Linked DNA regions of Homo sapiens: region 2 is linked to region 1. Evidence: read pairs that join two places in POLR2A ChIA-PET (ENCODE). Cell type or tissue: HepG2. All regions are shown on one strand. Each heading gives the region's core, and the rest is flanking DNA. Links, peaks and the distances in the headings are about the cores only. Region 1 overlaps BCAS3 (BCAS3 microtubule associated cell migration factor). Region 2 has its middle 64 kb from the start of NACA2.

Region 1 (9,488 bases), core at 3,442-7,441:
TAGTTTCTCACTTTCCCAAGTGTTCACTTTGAATTGGCCTGGGCCCCCAAATGCAGGCCTTCATTCCCTGGGCAGCAGGACATTCTTCTCAGTGGAAGGTTTTATGAAAGAGGTCAGCATGTGCCTCTGCGGCCAGTGGACTAAGTCCATGATGAAGCTGAGACTCACATTCCCACGCTATAGACTCCATAGCTTCTCAGACCTCCACAGCCACAGGCCCCCAGGAGTCCCCCTGCCCATCTGGCTATTCCTCAGAAACACACACCAGTGAGCACACAGGGGACACCTGAAGTGCACAGAGGACTCCGGCAGCAATGGCCAGGGAATGAGGAGACCCGAGTTCTAATCCCAGCACTATCACTGTACTCCATAGCATGACTGGGAACAAGTAACTTTCTTTCCCTGGGCTTCAGTTTCCTCATTTGCAGAATCAGCCAATGGTGGTGAATGGTCTCTGCCAGCGTTGACATCCTGTAATCATTGTCATTGTGTGACAGTTCTGCCATCTCTCTACTAGGTCAGGTGAAACCACCTCCCAAAGGGCCTCTCTGGGCGGTGAGTGTGCACTAGCACAGTGCCAGGGGAGCTGTTGAACAAATGCAACTCCTTGTTGAAAACTACTATAGGTGCTTTCCGTAGGGGTGAGAAAAGCATATAAGACCATGTCCTGCGTTCTGGGAGCTTCCAATTTTCCCAGAAAGGTCAGAGAAATACACATGAAACAGATGAAACAGTAGCAGCCCTAGAAGCCTCAGCACACAGGGGTAGGGGATGGAGAAGATGGGGGCTAGAGTGGGAGGGGGGCTTTTTGGCTGGACAGTTGCCAAAGGTTCCTGCTGATCTTCAGAGTTTTTCCTTTCACAAAGCATGTGACAAGTGCTTTGCCTTGTTTCATTCTGGGACGTTCTGTTCTCTGGATCTGTTTCTGACAGGATATGATCACTGGAGCTTCCAAAATTTCTTTGGGAGTGGGGAGAGGGTTGGCAAGCAGCCAGATGCCCCTGTCGCTTTATTTGGCACAGGAGGAGGTCACCAGGTTCAAGCCCAGAACTAGTTCAAAACTTTAGCCTCAAGGAAAAGGTCCAGGCCAGGCACAGTGGCTCATGCCTGTAATCTCAGCACTTTGGGAGGCTGAAGTGGGAGGATCACTTGAGCATAGGAGTTCAAGACCCCCCTGGACAACAGGGTGAGACCCCATCTCTATTTTTAAGTTTTTATTTTTAATTTCTTTTAAATGGAAGGAAAAAAAGAAAAAGGTTCAAATAATATAATCCTTCCTACATCCCACTCCTAGCAGTGTGGGAAAGTGAAAGGAGAATTCTTGTGACGAGAACTCATGAACACAGAACAAATTTGTGTCACTCCAGTCGAGCGTGGCTTCTCAGTGTGTACTCAGCACGTGGCAGGTGTGATTGTTGGCCTGAGGTGATGACCTGCCTGAATCCTCAGCCCATCACCAGGGCTGGCAAGAGCTTTATCTGCCCATAACTGAGCCCATGATGGGCTCGAGTGGTATGCTTTTTTGGGGTTTGTACCAAACCGGCCTTTTTCCCTGTTTCATCCTGTGCTGGTCTGTCTCTTTTGCATGTTTGGGCTAATCTTCTCCATATGCGTGTCTGGTTTGGCATGTGGGTCTCGACCTCCCATGAGCAGGGCGAGGCTGCCTCAGACAAGTGCAGAGAGTTGCCACCCAGCCCGCCGGGCTCTGGAGCTGGGCCACGGGCTCCTCTCTCTGGAAAGGCTCTGCAGAGAGACACCTGGATGGCTTCTCTTCTATGTTTCGGGGACATGAGAAGAAGGCATTCTTAGAACAGATACTGCCTGGTGACCCACCTAAAACAGTCTTACTAGGACAGCAGGCTTAAGGTATGCCCAGCGCTCAGACACCTAGTCATCCAGGCCCTGAACATCCTGCTCTGACTACAGCGTCCCCTCCCCTCCCTCCACCATCCGAGAGGTCAGCTTCCTTCACCATGGGAGCCCCTGCTTGCCATGTTTGTGAGGGGCAAACACTTCACTGGTTGGTAGGGCTTATGGCTCCATATTGAAAGGAGGGAAACAATTTGACAGCAAGAAAAGAATCTCCTAAAGAGACTGTTGCAGTTTTACAGAGTTCTTTCCAACTGATTGCCTCTGCTAATCTCTATACTACCCTGTGACATAGGAATTATTATCCCCATCTTTTATTATTATTTTTTTTTATTTTTTGAGATAGAGTCTTGCTCTGTCACCCAGGCTGGAGTGCAATGGCATGATCTCGGCTCATAGCAGCCTCCACCTCCCAGGTTCAAGCCATTCTCCTGCCTCAGCTTCCTGAATAGCTGGGATTATAGGCGTCTGCCACCACGCCTGGCTAATTTTTGTATTTTTAGGAGAGACGGGGTTTCACCATGTTAGCCAGGCTGGTCTCAAACTCCTGACCTCAGGTGATCTGCCCGCCTTGGCCTCCCAAAGTGCTGGGATTATAGGCGTGAGCCATGGCACCCGGCCTATCCCCATCTTAAAAAGGAGGCAGCTAAGGCTCAGAGAAGTCATATTACAAGTCTAGGGCAGAGCGGGGACTATATTCTGGCTTCCTGACTCTGAGTTCAGTAACCTTTCTAGAATACTGCCCTCCCTAAACCTACACTGCTGCAGCCTGGAGGTTCCACAAGCCCTTTCTCATAGACCCCAGCAAGGTGCTTTCTCCCTGGACCCCACTCACACCTATTTCTGGACCTTTATTGGCAGGTGGGTCAGAGAGGACACCTGTGTGATCAGAGAAACAAAGTCTGGTGAGAGGAGCAAGTGCAGTTATGCACAGGGAGCAGCTGGTCCCTCAGACCTTGCCAGCCACTTCTGCGGTGGTTGTCGGTCTTGGAAAAGCTCCATCTTCAGAGGGGTTTGTGCCCAGCAGCTGATCTCTGCCTGTAATCTTCAGAGGGCACCAGTTCTTACCAGACAATAGCTGTCTATGACCTCAAGCCAGGCCTAGGACAAAGTGGAGACGTCCTGTGAGGCAGGCAGGCCTCTGTCTCAGCATCACCAATAGCTCACCCTCCTGTCCACTCACATTGTGGCGCCCCCGACCCTTGCCAATCCCGTGCAAACCACGCAATGTCTGCCAGCGCTCACTGCCTTCCTGAGCCCAACAGCCCCTTTCTTGCCCACTAAACTAGCACTAGAGCTTTATCAAGTTCTTGAAACTTTCTTTTTTTTTCTTTTTTTTTTTTTGAGACAGAGTCTCGCTCTGTCGCCTAGGCTGGAGTGCAGTGGTGCGATCTCGGCTCACTGCAACCTCTGCCTCCCAGGTTCAAGCGATTCTCCTGCCTCAGCCTCCCGAGTAGCTGGGATTACAGGGGCACACTACCACACCCAGCTCATTTTTATATTTTCAGTAAAATGGGGTTTCACCATGTTGGCCAAGCCGGTCTCAAACTCCTTACCTCAAGTGATCCGCCCATCTCGGCCTCCCAAAGTGCTGGGATTACAGGCATGAGCCATGGTACCCTGCCAAGTTCTTGAACCTTTCTGGTCATTTGCTTCCCTGATTGAGAGATGAGTCAGCATTCATATATTCATTCATTCATTCATTCAGATATTAATTCAACATATAATTTGATGAGTCCCTAAGAGAGCCCTAGAGACTCAGAAAGGTAATCAGACACAATCTCAGCCCTGCAGGTCTTCACAGCCTAGCAAGGGAGACAGATATGTAGACAGATGATCATGATACAGTAGAAGTATCAACAAAGAGCTTCTGAGCTCATGTCAAAGCCATCTCCCTTGAACACAGATGAGAGAGGGAGGATATGGGGATCAATAGTTACTTCCTTAGAAGTCATGGAAAAAGCACGTAGGAGACAAGGGTGAGCTGGATGACCTTGGGCAAGTTATGTAACTTCTCTGAGTTTCAATTCTCTCATCTATAAGATAGGATGATAAAACCTATGTTGCAGAGTTATGTTGTAAGAATAATGGGCCGGGCGCGGTGGCTCACGCCTGTAATCCCAGCACTTTGGGGGGCCAAGACAGACGAATCACCTGAGTCAGGAGTTCAAGACCAGCCTGACCAACGTGGAGAAACCTGGTCTCTACTGAAAATACAAAATTAGCTGGGCGTGGTGGCCCTGCCCGTATTCCCAGCTACTCAGGAGGCTGAGGCAGGATAATCGCTTGAACCTGGGAGGTGGAGGTTGCGGTGAGCTGAGATCGCACCATTGCACTCCAGCCTATGCAACAACAGCAAAACTCCATCTCAAAAAAAAAAAAAAAAAAAAAAAAACACCAAGAAAACGATGTATCCAGTCATTGAGCCAATGTCTTACACATAATAGATCCTAAGAGGGCAAAGGAGCCACGACAAATGTTGAATTGTATTTTTGGGAAACCTAAGTGTCACAGGAACAGCTCACTGTAACAGCAACCGGTATTTATTAGTGCCCAGTAAATGCTTGACCCACTGATGGGCCTTGGCCCAGTAGCTAAGGCTGAGAGACCTTTACTGCACCTGGCCTTCGCAGAAGTTGGTCTGTGGATGGGGAGAGCCTGAACCTGCCTGAGGACTGAACCTGACTGAGGTCCTGAACCTGAGCACAGGACCTCAGTTACCTGGCCACTGTGGTCATCCCAGGGGCACCCAGAACAGACCGGAGTTCTTCCTCAGGCACATCACTGCCCCAGCTTTCAGCCTGGTGTCATTTTCAGCCCATTTCTTTTTCTCACCAAGTTGACTCAGCAAACTTCCCTTAGGTTCCCTTGCCCTTTAGGCAAGTCTGCTTCCACTAAAGTCCGCAGGCCTTGTGTGTGCTCTGTACGTTCACAGCAGCGATTCCTTCCCAGGGCTAGGAGGGGGACTTTCCCCTCTGGCCTAACATGCTGAATCGTCCTTTCCAGGGCACACTCGCAATGTGTCTATAGTCAAGGTCCCTAATGTTGCAGGAGCACTTCTTCCCCTCTGACTCAGAACTACTATTTTCTGCCTGTTGGGTCTCATCAAAGGGTCTGGGCCTTTTTTCCAGTTGTAAGACTCTCAGCAATGACGCCAAGATGCCCTTTGGCCACTGCTCTTCTACAGCTGCCTCAGCTCAGAGCTCCGGGGAGTCAGGGTCCCTGTGAGTCAGGTTTTGCAGGAGAGCATCCACTCCCTAGGACTGTGCCTTCTCCTCTGGGTGCTGACTGACTTCTCTGAGAAATGCTCTTCTGGGCCAGGTGCAATGGCTCATCCTAGCACTATGGGAGGCTGAGGCAGGAGGATCGCTAGAGGCCAGAAGTTCAAGACCAGCCTGGGCAACAAAGCAAGACCCCATCTCTAGAAAAAATCAGAAAAAAAGAATTGCCTTTCTGGCTTTGAGAGTTAATTGCCTTTCATAGAAACTGGAAGCAAGGGAGAAAAAGCAGCTTCTGGTTGTATTTTCTTCTCAGAAATCTATAAACTCCAATCTGGCCAAAAACGCAAAGCACCAGAGTCTGAGCTGGAGAGTGGGCACCTGAGAGGGTACCGCCCAGCCTAGCAGCTGTGGCTGCCTGCCAGATTGACAGCTGTCTTTAGACCTCACCCCAAGGGGCTGCCAGCCCCCCACCTCGGGGAGCCCTCGCTCCCAGCCCCCTTTCCATACTTTTCAGATACAGGGCGTGTCGGCTTTCCTTTCGCGCCTCCAGCTCCAGAGGCCCTGGCCCAGTGGTGCTGCTCTGGATCAAGGCCTCGCTAAACTCCCAGCTCCCTGGTTTGCAAAGCAAACTTCAGCCTTTTACTATTTACCTTGGCAAGTCCAGGACCGGATTGATGATCTGTAAAGTGGATTTGTTATTTGGCTGTTTGCTTTGGCAGCTCTTGAAAGCACTTTGCTGATTACAGTCCCAGATGTCATTGCATACATTACCCTGCTCTATAACGGGGCTTTGAACACTTTAATTTGAACTACAAATACTATTAAGCTTTTTGCACCTCTTCTGCCTTTAGTTCTTGGATATTAAATATCGGAACAGACAGCCTGCATTCTCTTAGGCTTCTTTCCCCTGGTCTTTGTCAGCGTCCTCCCACGGAGAGCTTCAAGCTTTCTTCCTGTTCTCTGTGGGTCTTTCTAGAAACCTTACCCACCTATGCCCACCTCTAGCCCAGCTACGCTGGCAGCAGCCTTGCCAGTTTTCACATAACAGGCTTTCTAGTTTGGAAGGTGCACTGTGTTCATGCCAAGCCTGGCTTCCCCGCAGTCACAATCCTTTGTACTTTGTACTGGGGCTTCATTTCATTCATCCACAGGGGTGCTGTATCCATTTTTTGTTTGTTTGTCTTAATGTTACTGACAACTTTGTTTGGGGAAAGCTAGATTTGGGGGCATGAATGTGTCATGTCATTTTGCCCAGAGAGGAAAAGTCTTGCCCAAGGTTACACAGAAAAGGCAGCAGCAGAACTTTATCCTTTCTGGCCAGGCGTGGTGGCTCACACCTGTAATCCCAGCACTTTGGGAGGCCAAGGCGGGCAGATCACTTGAGGTCAGGAGTTTGAGACCAGCCTGGCCAACATGGTGAAACCCTGTCTCTACTAAAAATACAAAAATTAGCCAGGCTTGGTGGCACGTGCCTGTAATCCCAGCTACTCAGGAGGCTGAGGCAGGAGAATCACTTGAACCTGGGAGGTGGAGGTTGCAGTGAGCCAAGATTGCCTCATTGCACTCCAGCCTGGGTGACAGAGCAAGACTCCATCTCAAAAAAAAACAACAACAAACTTTATCCTTTCTGAACTCCAAGCCTGATATTTCTGCCCAGGCTCCCTTTTTTATACTTTATTTAAATCGCCTCACCCGAGTGGAACAGGGACGTGAGCCATGTCAGTGTCTGTAAATAGAGGCAGTTGCAGGTTCACGTATCTTGGGAAGTTATTGGTGGAGAGCACTGGTGTTCCTGGCTAATGTGGGGTCTGTGATTCAGTGTTCTCCCAGGTCAGTGCTGCTTCCGTTGTAAATAAACCATTAGCTGGGGGCCTCACCTCAGGAAGCAATTTAAGGCCCAAGAGAGGTGGCCAAAGAAGTCAGCTTGCAGCCTCTAGGAGGAGACGCTTGGCTTTGCCCACAGCCCTCGGCCCCAGGTCTTCCTCTTGGAGCAACAAAATGCTCCCAGGGATCCTCCTGCCAAGATCCTGCCAGGCTTCCCTCGCCTTTGATTTGCCAAATTCCATGTGAACAGCCTCTGCGTCTGTTACTCTCCGAAGAAAATTACAGTTTCTAGTACACCTAAACTGAATGTTGGTGGGATTGTTTTTATTGTTTTTTTTTCCTTTTTCTTTTTGCGCTCACCCCTTAAAGGTCGTTTCTGATCTACTCCCTCTCCTCTAGCCTTAAAGTGTCCACTAGGTTCTTGGCTGAAACCTTTCAGCATTTCACAAGGTGTTAGAGACAGAGAAAGCCTCCTTGTTATGGAGAATTTGTGGTGTGCCTGTGAATATTTCCACCAGTCCTGCAAGGAAGATAGTTCTATCCCATTTTATAGTTGAGGAAACCAAGGCTCGGTGAGGTAAAGCGCTTCATCCAGTACCCCACAGCTCTAGGGTATTGTTAGTCTGGGTTCTGACTTAGGAACTGCAGCGTCCCTTCTGTGTTGTGAGCAACTCAAAGTTAGGTCGAATGTCACGCTTAATGTTGTATCTCAGTGACTAACCCTGGGCCCGGCTTATGTTATGTTAGGTGCCCCATAAATATTTGTTGGATGAATAACCATAAATCCACTCAAGTGGTTCTGATTTTAAGTGACTGTGTCATCCCTGTGGCCAGTCTCTGGCGGGGGCGGTAGGGGACAAACACTTTCAACTTTGAAATATTTCAGTTGAAGAAGTTAATTCACTTTGTAAGTTTACTTTAGGAGTAGAGATTATTGCAGTATTTTTGGCCACCGCTCTCAAATTCTTCTAAACCTTTACTATAATAAGCAAATTCAGCAGATTAAGGACATACTTAACTGCCAAATGGTGTTCTGAACTGTGTAAAGTTACCAGAGTCGCTTTTTTTTTTCTTATATAAAAGATTGTGTGGGTTCTGTGAACTTCTCTGCTTTTTTTAGCTCTTCCTGTTTTATTGTGTTTGAAGTATCTTTGTGGTGACCTGTTGGGATTGGATTCTTCCATATGGAAGTGTTTCTTTAACTTTTTAATCATTTCTTTTGGGAAGTAGGTTAGGGGTAGCAGATGTTGTTCTGGCATTGTTTGCCGAGTGGAGGTAGGGGCTTTTGGATCTGTGAGTCAGGCCAAAGCCAGCCTGGAAGAAGAAGGCTGTCCCAGGGGTGGGAGGCTGCCCATCACTGTTGGATCTGGCAGTGCAGGCCCGCGTGGGAGTCGTAGCTCCCTGTGTCCTCACTCTGAGTAACGCCTTTTCCATTTCCTAGGAAGAATACATTTTCCCCTGTGACACTGAAAAGTTATTTTTTTTCAGTGTCCCAAGGCAAATTCTTATCAGTCCTCAAATGGGAAGCCTATCTGGTGCCCTTACTGGGAAAAAAAAAAAAAAAAAAAAAAAAAAAAGCAGAAAGGAAAAACAGCAAATAAGATGAACTCTTCTTTCTCCCCCTTCATGGCAGTCAAGTCCCTCTTCATACCCCATTTCTTAGTGGGCCAAAGTTTAACATCTTGGTTTTGGGAAAAAAAAAAATTCACAAAGACCCATCTGCCTCTCCCATTTTCTCATGTTCTTTTGGACTCTATTACTCAATCAGTGACATGTGACCCCCTGGGAAGGTTGTTCTGTGGAGGATGCAGAAACTGACGATTGGCAGTCATCTTCCCAGCTCTCGGCTTCAACCCTGATTCTGACAGTGGCAGGCGCCACTTGCCCTTGGTCGGTTTTACTCCCTGCCCCTAGTGCCCACCTCTCCTTCATCCCAGGTCACACCCAAAAGCCAATGAAGAAAGGGTTTTGGTTTGGTGAGTGCACTGGCTCCCTTGGATCCAGGGGATAAGGATACAATGGGAAGGCCCATGAAGCCGCCTAAAGGAGCTCAAACTAGCATTTCCCTTGGCATTCTATTCCTTTCTTGACCAGACCAAGGCTTTGCAGGTAAACTAGGGAATCTCAGCATCTAAAGACTGAGGAGGCTGGAAACATTGGCTCAAGCCTGTAATCCCAGCAGTTGGGAGGCCAAGGTGAGCAGATCACCTGAGGTCAGGAGTTCGAGACCAGCCTAGCCAACATGGTGAAACCCCTTCTCTACTAAGAATACAAAAATTAGCCGGGCGTGGTGGTGCCCATCTGTAATCCCAGCTACTCGGGAGGCTGAGGCAGGAGAATCGCTCGAACCTAGGAGGTGGCGGTTACAGTGAGCTGAGATCGCGCCACTGTACTCCAGTCGGGGCGACAAAGCGAGACCCCATCTAAAAAAAAAAAAAAAAGACCAAGGAGATGAGTGGAAGAGCCAGTAAAAGAGACTGCAAAGTAGCGGCCGGAAAGATGGGAGGAAAACCAGGTGAGTGTGCTGTCCCGAAAGCCAAGTAGAGAGAGGGTCAACTATGTCGAAAGCACACT
Region 2 (9,488 bases), core at 2,255-6,254, 190 kb after region 1:
GGCCTCCAAAAGTGCTGGGATTACAGGCATGAGCCACTGCGCCTGGCTATCTCAAAGCATTTTCTAATTTCCCTTTTGATTTCTTCCTTGGCCCATTGGTTATTTAAGAATGTGTTAATATCCCCATACTTATGAGTTTTCCAAAGTTCTTTGTGTTATTGATTTCTAATTTCATTTCATTGTGGTAAGAGAACAAACTTGGTGCTATTTTTATCCTGTTATTTTTATCCTTTTATTTTTTTGAGGCTTATTTTATGGTCTAGCATATGGTTTATCCCGGTCTAGCATATGGTTTATGCTGGTCCACTTTTCTTAAGCTATAGCTGCAGATTCCTTAGATCATGAAGAGCCTGAATATGATAGAAAGAAGCACCATCAAACTGGGTTTTAACTCCAGCTTTTCTGTTTAGCAACAATATGGCCTTGGAATGTCCATTTTCCCTCTCTGGGATTCAGTGTCCCTATTTGTATAAAGAAGACCAGTTTAGACTAGAAGACTTCTAAGGCTAAAGGGCTGGTTTTAAATTCCAATTCTTAGCTGGGTGTGGTGGCTCACGCCTGTAATCCCAGGCACTTTGTGAGGCCAAGGCTGGCAGATCACTTAAGGTCAGGATTTCGAGACCAGCCTGGCCAACATGGTGAAACCCCGTCTCTATTAAAAATATAAAAGTTAGTGGGCGTGGTGGCGAGCCCTGTAATCCCAGCTACCAGCTACTTGGGATGCTGAGGCAGGATAATCACTTGAACCCGGGAGGCAGAGGTTGCAGTGAGCCGAGATCATGCCACTGCACTCCAGGTTGGGCAACAGAGCAAGACTCCATCTCAAAAAGAAAAAAAAAAAAATCCAATTCTCTCACTAGTCTGAATAAATCCTTTAATCTCTCTGGAGCGAAGTTTCCTTATCTCTAAAATTAGGATAATAATACCTACATTTCCTGAGTTGTTTTGAGAATAGAATAACATATGCATAATTACTGGCATATGGTAGCCCTTCAATAAATGAGCTTTGTTGTTGTTGTTTTAATGATGAAAATTTTCTATTTGTCCTATGGTCCACCATAACACAACAGGCTAAGTTCACCTCATACAAAAACTTATCTGTTTGGCATTTGCTCCCCAAAGCCACCAGCTGATGTGGCTTGTGCTGGCCCACTTTTATGGTCCACTTTCAGGATCCCATGTATATAATATACTAGAATGAGGCATTTCATCGTAGCATCAATCTGAGCCTCAATGAGGCTTCTTACATAAATGACATTTTCTGTTTTGTACTTGATGTCTACTTTCCTCTTCAGAGATCATGGTATTTCATAACTATTTGCTTTATAATTCTATACTAGGTAGAACTTCTCACCTACAGGGTGTGTAATCAAGTTTTCTAAGATGTGGAGAAGCAGCCAGAGAAACCTGGGTCTCAGGGAAGCCTTAGGACATGGTATGTCCTAAAAATCCAGCCTCATAAACCCTCTCATTTTAATTTCTTTGAGCTCCTTGTCTTCAGTCACTCCACCTGAACATAAAGCAAACAAGATCGATTTTGAAACCCAGCAGGGAAGAAGAAAGAAGAAATTCTATCAGACTGATGTAGGAGGTGGAACTCTACTCTGGAGGTGGGGCTTGGACACTGGACCAAATTGAGGACTAGCTAAAACATCCAGGGCAGAAGCACCTTCCCGTAAGACATGGCCACTAGTGTGCCATGTCAGTTTATCATTGCCATGGCAACACCCAGAAGTTACCACCCCTTTCCCTGGCAACCACCAAACAACCTGGAAGTTACCACCCTCATCCTAGAAATTTCTGCATAAGCTGCCCCTTAATTTGCATATAATTAAAAAGTGGGTATAAATATAGTACAGCCCTGCCTCTGAGCTGCTACTCTGGGCACATTGCCTATGAGGTAGCCCTGCTCTGCAAGGACCCGTACACTGCAGCTTCAATAAAAGTTGCTGTTTAACACCACCAGCTCGCCCTTGAATTCTTTACTGGGTGAAGCCAAGGACCCTCCCAGGCTAAACCTTGATTTGGGGGCTTGCCTGTCCTCCATCAAGACCATGCAATATCTGGAAATAGGAGGGGCTGAATCTGAGAATAGAACTCACGGCACCAAATTTATAGATCTTATAAATATGGGAGAGGAAAGGAAAGGTCATTTTTTGGGGGGAAAAAGGAAAGGAAGTTCATCTGATGCTTACTGAGGTTATCCAGCTACTGACGCCTGAAGAATCAACTCAGGTGTGAATAGTGATTGTAGGGTAAAGCCCCTCTTGGTAAGATACTCCTGGCATAGGATACTATGGTAGAGAATGAATGGGAAAATGGCAGGCATTACTTCAGGTATTTAAGCTATGTTTCTTTGAAGAAAGTTGGTTCTCAGTTGTGCCACAAAATAGGAACACAAAGAGTGGTGAAGAGTGAGTAGGTGGAAGCTGGAGAAGTTGTCTCCACACTCACACACTCTTTCTTTCCAAAGATTAAGTCTGTTAACAACTCCACTATCTCAATTAGGCCAGGTTTTGGCAATGCAGGAATGCAGTCAAGGATAATTTATTCCTAGTCAAGAATTTACTAGGAGTCTACCAGGTGCCCCATCCCACATCCCAGAACAGCAAATTCACTAGAGGAATTGGCAGCTTTTCCAAACCTCTACACTAGACCAGGACTCCAAACGTGTAGCAGCCACAATGCTTTCCTTGGAAGAGCCTCCGAGCTTTTATTAGCTTTTTGCTGTTTTTCTAGGTTAAACCCATTGGAAATTGGATTCTCTTTAAAAAGAAGTCTATTTTGGTTGAGAATACAGAGTATGTGGAATAATCAAGTCAGGTAATCTCTGGGGCTTTGGATTAAGAATTCTCTGCCCATGATGCATCATATTTAGCTTTTATTTTTGGTGAAAGCCTAGTCTAAGAAATTGTATGAAAAAATAAGTAAACAATCACAATCTTTGGAGAATAGAAATGATGTCTGACTTAGCTATTCGGTGAGCCTTGAAGATTCTGGCTTTGTCCTTGCATGTTTTAGGTTAACAGGTGTTTCCAGACAAACGAGTCATGTTTATTTAAGGCCAGTATTGGTGGCCAGTAAAAAGGCTGGACTTCTTGGCTCTCAGATGCAGTGTGATTTTGGATTTTTCTCTCTACTACATTAACCATACATTCTTTAAAGAGTACTTAGAGTCCTGGGAAGGATGTAAAATGTCAACACTGAACTAAGATTACAAAACTCCTGGAATCATAGCAAACATGTTGTTAAGGATCAAACTGAAGATGTGCAAATCAAAAACAATACTTTAAACATACTCTCAGCTTTTCAGTTCATTCTAAAAACTCAACGATTGCTCCAAATTCAGGGCAATGGCACTTCCCTCCCCTTCTAGGTTCTTCTCTGAAGAGCTCGGGGCACTTTCCAGACATGACTTCATTTACTCTCCCTGCAACTAACAGTGTGGGAGAGAAGAGCAGAGCTATTCTCTATATATTACTTATTGAGGAAAAGTGTCCTAGAAAAGAAACGATGTTAGAGTCACATCAGATGTTAGGTGAAGAGTTGTGTGCCTTTTTTGCCTTTGCTAAGACAAAATCCATGGAACGCGAAAGCTGGGAGAAAACTTAGATACCATCTAGTGCGGTGATTTCATATACAAGTAAAATTTCAAAACAATTTTAAGGATCAGCTACATATTTGGCCGAAAGAACACTAGAAAAACAACATTTGTCATCCCATGAAAGCAGGGATATTACAACGCCAAAGAGGTAGGAAGAACAACCTCAAAATACACAGTAGTCCTTCTCAGTAAAGGACCATTTGCAACTTTATATCAACACACACACAAACACAAACACACTATATTTCCCTAGTTTTTCTCTTTTTATCATCATAGACCAACTTCAGTAGAAGGGCAGACGTACAGGAATTTAGCCCACACCTTTATTTTACTTATGAGAAAATTAAGAGCTGGAAAAGGAAGTAGGACTGCCAGATAAAACACAGGACACCCTATTAAATTTGAATCCCATGCAATATTCTGGACATAGTTATGCTCCCTAATAATTTGTTGTTTATCTCAAATTCAAATTTAACGGGGCGCCCTGTATTTTTATTTGCCGAGTCTGGCAACTCTAAAAGGAAGTGACTTCTAGTTACTTGACTTGAAGTAACCGTGTTTAATAGTAAAATTAGAAGGAGAAATCAGTTCCGAGTCCAGTAAATTTTTTTTACTATACTGTGCTACCTTTTAATGCATCATAGTCCTGCTCTAATTCAATATAATTCATCACCCATGCTAATTCACAGCTTGGGTATCTACAATCACCTGCCCACCTCTAATTCTAATTTCATTGTTTGTAATTCTGATACTTTCCTCTTTAGATCCCAAAGATTCTCCCTCTATACTGGCAGTTATTCAAACTTTTTAGCCTCAGGACCCTTTATTCTTAAAAAATATTGATGATCCCAAAGAGTTCTTTATGTATGTGAATTATATCTATCAGTATTTAGTGTACTGGAAACTAAAATTGAGAAAAAATTTAAATATCTTTGTATTAATTCATGAAAAAATAATAAGCCCATTACATGTTAACAAAATAACAAATTTAATTTTTTAAACTATATTTTCCAAAACAAAAATATCAAGAAGAGTAGTAATGGGTATTATCTATTATTTTTGCAAAATCTCTTTATTGTCTGGCTTAACAGAAGACAGCAGATTCTGATATCTGCTTCTACATTTGATCTGTTGTGAAATGTTTTGGTTGAAGTATATGAAGAAAAAGTAGCCTCAGCCAGGTGCTGTGGTTCATGCCTGTAATCCCAGCACTTTGGGAGGCTGAGGTGGGCGGATCAGGAGTTCGAGACCAGCCTGGCCAACATGATGAAACCCCAGCTCTACTAAAAATACAAAAATTAGCCAGGTGTGATGGTGGGTGTCTGTAATCTCAGCTACTCAGGAGGCTGAGGCAGGAGCTACTCAGAATTGCTTGAGCCAGAGAGACAGAGGTTGCAGTGAGCTGAGATCATGCCATTGCACTCCAGCCTAGACAACAGAGCAAGACTCCATCTCAAAAAAAAAAAAAAAAAAGAAAAGAAAGAAAGAAAAAAAAGAAAAAGAAAAAGTAGCCTCGAACAGACATGTGGTTGAAAAAGGAACGAGTGTTTCAAGTAACGTTTGGAGATCATTGTGACTATTTTTAAATGTTACACCAAAAAATTGATATTTCTTTCAAAAATTGATACTTCTTTAAATAAATTGATAGTTTCTTAATGATTAGTTGCAGTGCAGAATGCAAAACCTTATTAATAAAATTTTGTATTCCTTTACATTAAAATCATTGGCCTCTCATATACTTTGAGTGGATTACTTCTCCATGAATGATTTTGTCACATAATTCATTGGTAACTTGGAAAACATTAGTTCACTAAGTCATGCAGATCCTCCAAATGTTGGCACATTTCCTTATACATTATCAACAAATCACATTTGTTAATATTTGTGATATTTGTTAATGTCATCATTCACGTGATCAAAAATGACTGAAAAGTTTTCTGAAATTCTGTTTTTGTTTGAAAGTTGGAATTTTATTGTTGGCAACAAATACTATATGCTTTGTTGAAGTGGCAGGCTTGTTTTCTCATCATCGAGAAAATGTCTACCAAATCTGAGTAACCAAAACTTGTCTGTCAGTTGTTTTTCAAGTAAAAATAAGGTGCCATGAAAAAAAGCAGTGAACTCAATTTGCCACTCAAATGATTACAAGATAGTTTTCCTTGAAATGGTCATTGTCCTTTGGTATGCAGCACAAGTGCCTATGTGTGCTTCTCATTTTGCCACACTGGCCCTTAAAAAGTCCTTTACCAAGAGATGAGATTTAGAAAAATAAATGTTACTTCATCAAGGATATTTTCAAATGAAACTGGCTTTTTTTTTTTTTTTTTCCAAGACGTAGTATCGCTCTGTGGCCCAGGCTGGAGTGCAGTGGCACAATCTCTGCTCACTGCAACCTCCGCCTCCCAGGTTCAAGCAATTCCCCCAAGTAGCTGGGATTACAGGTGCCCACTATACCCGGCTAATTTTTGTATGTTTAGGAGAGATGGGGATTTCACCATGTTGGCCAGGCTGGTCTTGAACTAGTGACCTTGTGATCCGCCTGCCTCGGCCTACCAAAGTGCTGGGATTACAAGCACTTTGTAATCCCACCACGCCTGGCCTGAAACTGGCTATTTCTATTTGTTGTTTTGTTTCTGGTTTTAATGTGAGTGCATTGCGATGAAGAATGCAGTGACTACTAACCAGTACAGTTTGGTGATAGCAGTTTTACCAACATTACTTTTCAACCATCAGTGCAAATGTCAACATACTGCAAAAGACAAATTATGCCTTAAGATTATTAAGAAAATAGTTTTGCCCTTTGGACCCCCTGAAAGGACCTTGGGAACCCTCAGTGGTCTGTGGACCCCACTTTAAGATCCACTGCTCTATACCACCTTTGCTCTAACACGCTCAGAACCAGCTGAAATGCTTAACAAGAAACTCAAGGCTAAAACTCATTAAGAGGGACAACTCTTTCATTCCAACTCATCACCACAGTATAAACCTGCAAGGAAGCCTTTTTCTTTATCAATTATGAAAAGATATCTGTGGCCTATGACAGAATAACCTAGATTCTGTGAACTGCTCTCAAATGCATGTTGTTCCTTGGGTCTGGGATGTTCCTTGGCCATCTCCTACTCCTAATTCTACGCATGCTTCTGGGAAGTGTTCTCAAATCCCCTAAGACTAAATTCCCATTGCATTGTACTTATCATCATGGGCAGGGGTTAGGAGAGCAGGGAGAGGAGAATAACATTAAGTGCCTACTGTATTTCAGGCATTATACTGGATACTTAACATTTAATGCTTACAAAAACTGTGCAAATTAATTTTATAGTTTAGAGAGGGTAAAAATGTAGGTACTAAGAAGACCTGTTTGAATCTAAAGCTCTTTGTACTCAATCATGGGTTCGTTTTCTATTGCTTAGGGAAATTTGATTTAGTTACAATTTCTCTTATCTTCAAATTTATAAAGGGGTTTAGGTCAATGATCTCTGATTCTTAGCTCTTTATTGAGCTACTGACCAGTTATTCAGCAATCTATATCGAGATTGATAACCATCATTTTTTACACTTCTCTGCAAATCAGAGAGGGCTGAAGAGAAGCTATGACAGAGATGGGCTGGGGAGGAGCAGAGAGTGGGGTGAGGAGGCTGTGATGGTATGAACTCTGAAAAGATATATTCAGCCCATTCATGGAAATCATCAGATGGCTAGAAATTGATATTCAAAGTCATACTATTAGAAAAGAAGAGTAAGCATACAGGGCATAATTTTGAAAAACAAAATAAAACAAAGTGGGGAACTTTGTCCTGCCAAAAATCTAATTGTTTTGTTTTTTGAGACAGGGTCTTACTCTGTCACCTAGATTGTAGTGCAGTGGCACAATCTCGGCTCACTGCAACCTCTGCCTCCTGGGCTCAGGTGAGCCTCCCACCTCAGCCTCCCAAGTAGCTTCGACTACAGGCACGTGCCACCACACACACGTGCTGATTAATTTTTTTATTTTTTTTATTTTTTTTTTGAGACGGAGTCTCACTCTGTCTCCCAGGCTGGAGTGCAGTGGTGTGATCTCGGCTCACTGCAAGCTCTGCCTCCCAGGTTCACGCCATTCTCCTGCCTCAGCCTCCTGAGTAGCTGGGACTACAGGTGCCCGCCACCACACCCGACTAATTTTTTGTATTTTTAGTAGAGACAGGGTTTCACTGTGTTAGCCAGGATGGTCTCGATCTCCTGACCTCGTGATCTGCCCGCTTCGGCCTCCCAAAGTGCTGAGATTACAAGCGTGAGCCACCACGCCCGGCCTTTTTTTTTTTTTTTTGCAGAGACAGGAGTTTCACTATATTTCCCAGGCTGGTCTCGAACTCCTGGGCTCAAGTGATCCTCCTGCCTTGGCCTCCCCAAGTGCTGGGATTACAGGTGTGAGCCACTGCACCTGGCAAAAAAAATCTAACATTTTGACGCTTGATACTGTAAAGTTATAATGCTTAAGACACAAAAATCATAAACTAAAAAGGAAAAGATTGGTGAATTTGACTATTTTGGAAGTTAAAACTTAAGTTTATCAAATGACCTACCATAGAAAAAATGAAAGACAAGACACAGGCTAGAAAAAGATATTTGAAATCTAGAGAACCCACAAAGGATAAGTGCCCAGGATACACAAAGAATTTCTACAAATCTTTATGAAAAAGACAAATAATCCCTCAAAAAGGGATGAAAGATAGAAAATTATATTTCACAGAAGCTGAAATATGCATGGGTGGTAAATAAATAGATATTAAACCTCACTAAATAGGCAGAGAAATGAGATATTTCACATCCATCAGATTAACAAAAATTAAAAAGTCTTTTAATGCTAAGTGTTGGGAAGATAATGAAACAGACCCTGCTGGTGGGAATGTCATTTGACTCAATGATTTTGGAAAATAAATTGATAATAAATAGAAGAAGCGATTATGCATTCATGCCACGACTCACCAGTTCCAGTTTGCGGATATGTTCTAGAGAAGTTCTCGTTCATGTGCACAAAAAAGATATGCACAAGAATGTTCACACTAGCAACGTTAATAATCGTAAAAAATAATAGGTAGGCTAAATGTCCGTTCACAGGAAATTCAAAAGTAGATGGTGGTATAACCATGCAATACAAGAACATAGAGGAGTGAAAATTAGTGAGAGCTCCAGGTATCTATGTGGATTGCTGTAAGACACAAAATGTTGACAGAAAAAAAGCAATTTTCATAGGCATACACACAGATTACGTTTCTATAAGGTGTTTAAAAATGGATATTAATACTATATATTGTTTAAAGATACAATACATATATAGTAAAATATACAAAAGTGCCTGGAAATGATAAAATGCTAGATTCCCTCATCTAGCGGATTGGAAGGAGGCTACAGCTAGGGAAGGCGACACACAGAGAGCTTCAATTTTATTGCTAATGTTTAATTTCTTAAGTTAGGCTGTGGGTAGAGAGGTGTTTGCCACACTATTTTTTACACATTTTTTATGACATAATGTTTTTTAAACCCAAGGGCAAATGTCTGAAAAATATTTTTTTAGGCGTCTCAAGGATATATATCTTCTCTGGGCAGCCAAACCTTTTTCTTCTATTGTTTTTTAATCAGAATATTGATTTTTTTCATCAGTTGGATTACTTTAAGGCATAGTTTCAGACAAAATAACACAAAAACTCATTCTCACCAGTTAAGTTTCACAGTATCTGCCTTCTGGATTAAAATAATGCAGTGCAGAATTTAGCTTATGTCACGTGGGGTCAAGGGAAGAAAAAAGAAATAACCATATCTGGAAAATAGCATGGAGAAACAGGCCCTGTATGCCCACAGTTTATTTGTTCAGTCTTGTAGCAAGGAGTAAGGGAAACATGAAAATACC

Evidence for each region. ChIA-PET counts read pairs that join two places held together with the same protein. Peaks named below come from ENCODE experiments on the same cell type or tissue, not always from the same donor. Only the 100,000 strongest peaks of a DNase experiment are listed, where the experiment ranks them.
Region 2: POLR2A ChIA-PET joins it to region 1 with 7 read pairs; 2 of 35 experiments call an interaction of 5 or more read pairs at or near these places.

What each region holds. Positions count from the first base shown.
Region 1 is chr17:61,330,426-61,339,913 of GRCh38, forward strand. The region is part of intron 22 of BCAS3 (BCAS3 microtubule associated cell migration factor); the gene reads left to right. Among named protein-coding and RNA genes, the nearest start is that of TBX2-AS1, 64 kb to the right of the region's middle. RefSeq lists a silencer at 6,083-6,377. In HepG2, for the core only: no CTCF peak of the experiment used is centred there; DNase peaks (open chromatin) are centred at 4,926, 5,766 and 6,236; H3K4me3 peaks cover 1,171 bases.
Region 2 is chr17:61,522,791-61,532,278 of GRCh38, forward strand. No RefSeq gene overlaps it. Among named protein-coding and RNA genes, the nearest start is that of NACA2, 64 kb to the right of the region's middle. In HepG2, for the core only: no CTCF peak of the experiment used is centred there; no DNase peak of the experiment used is centred there.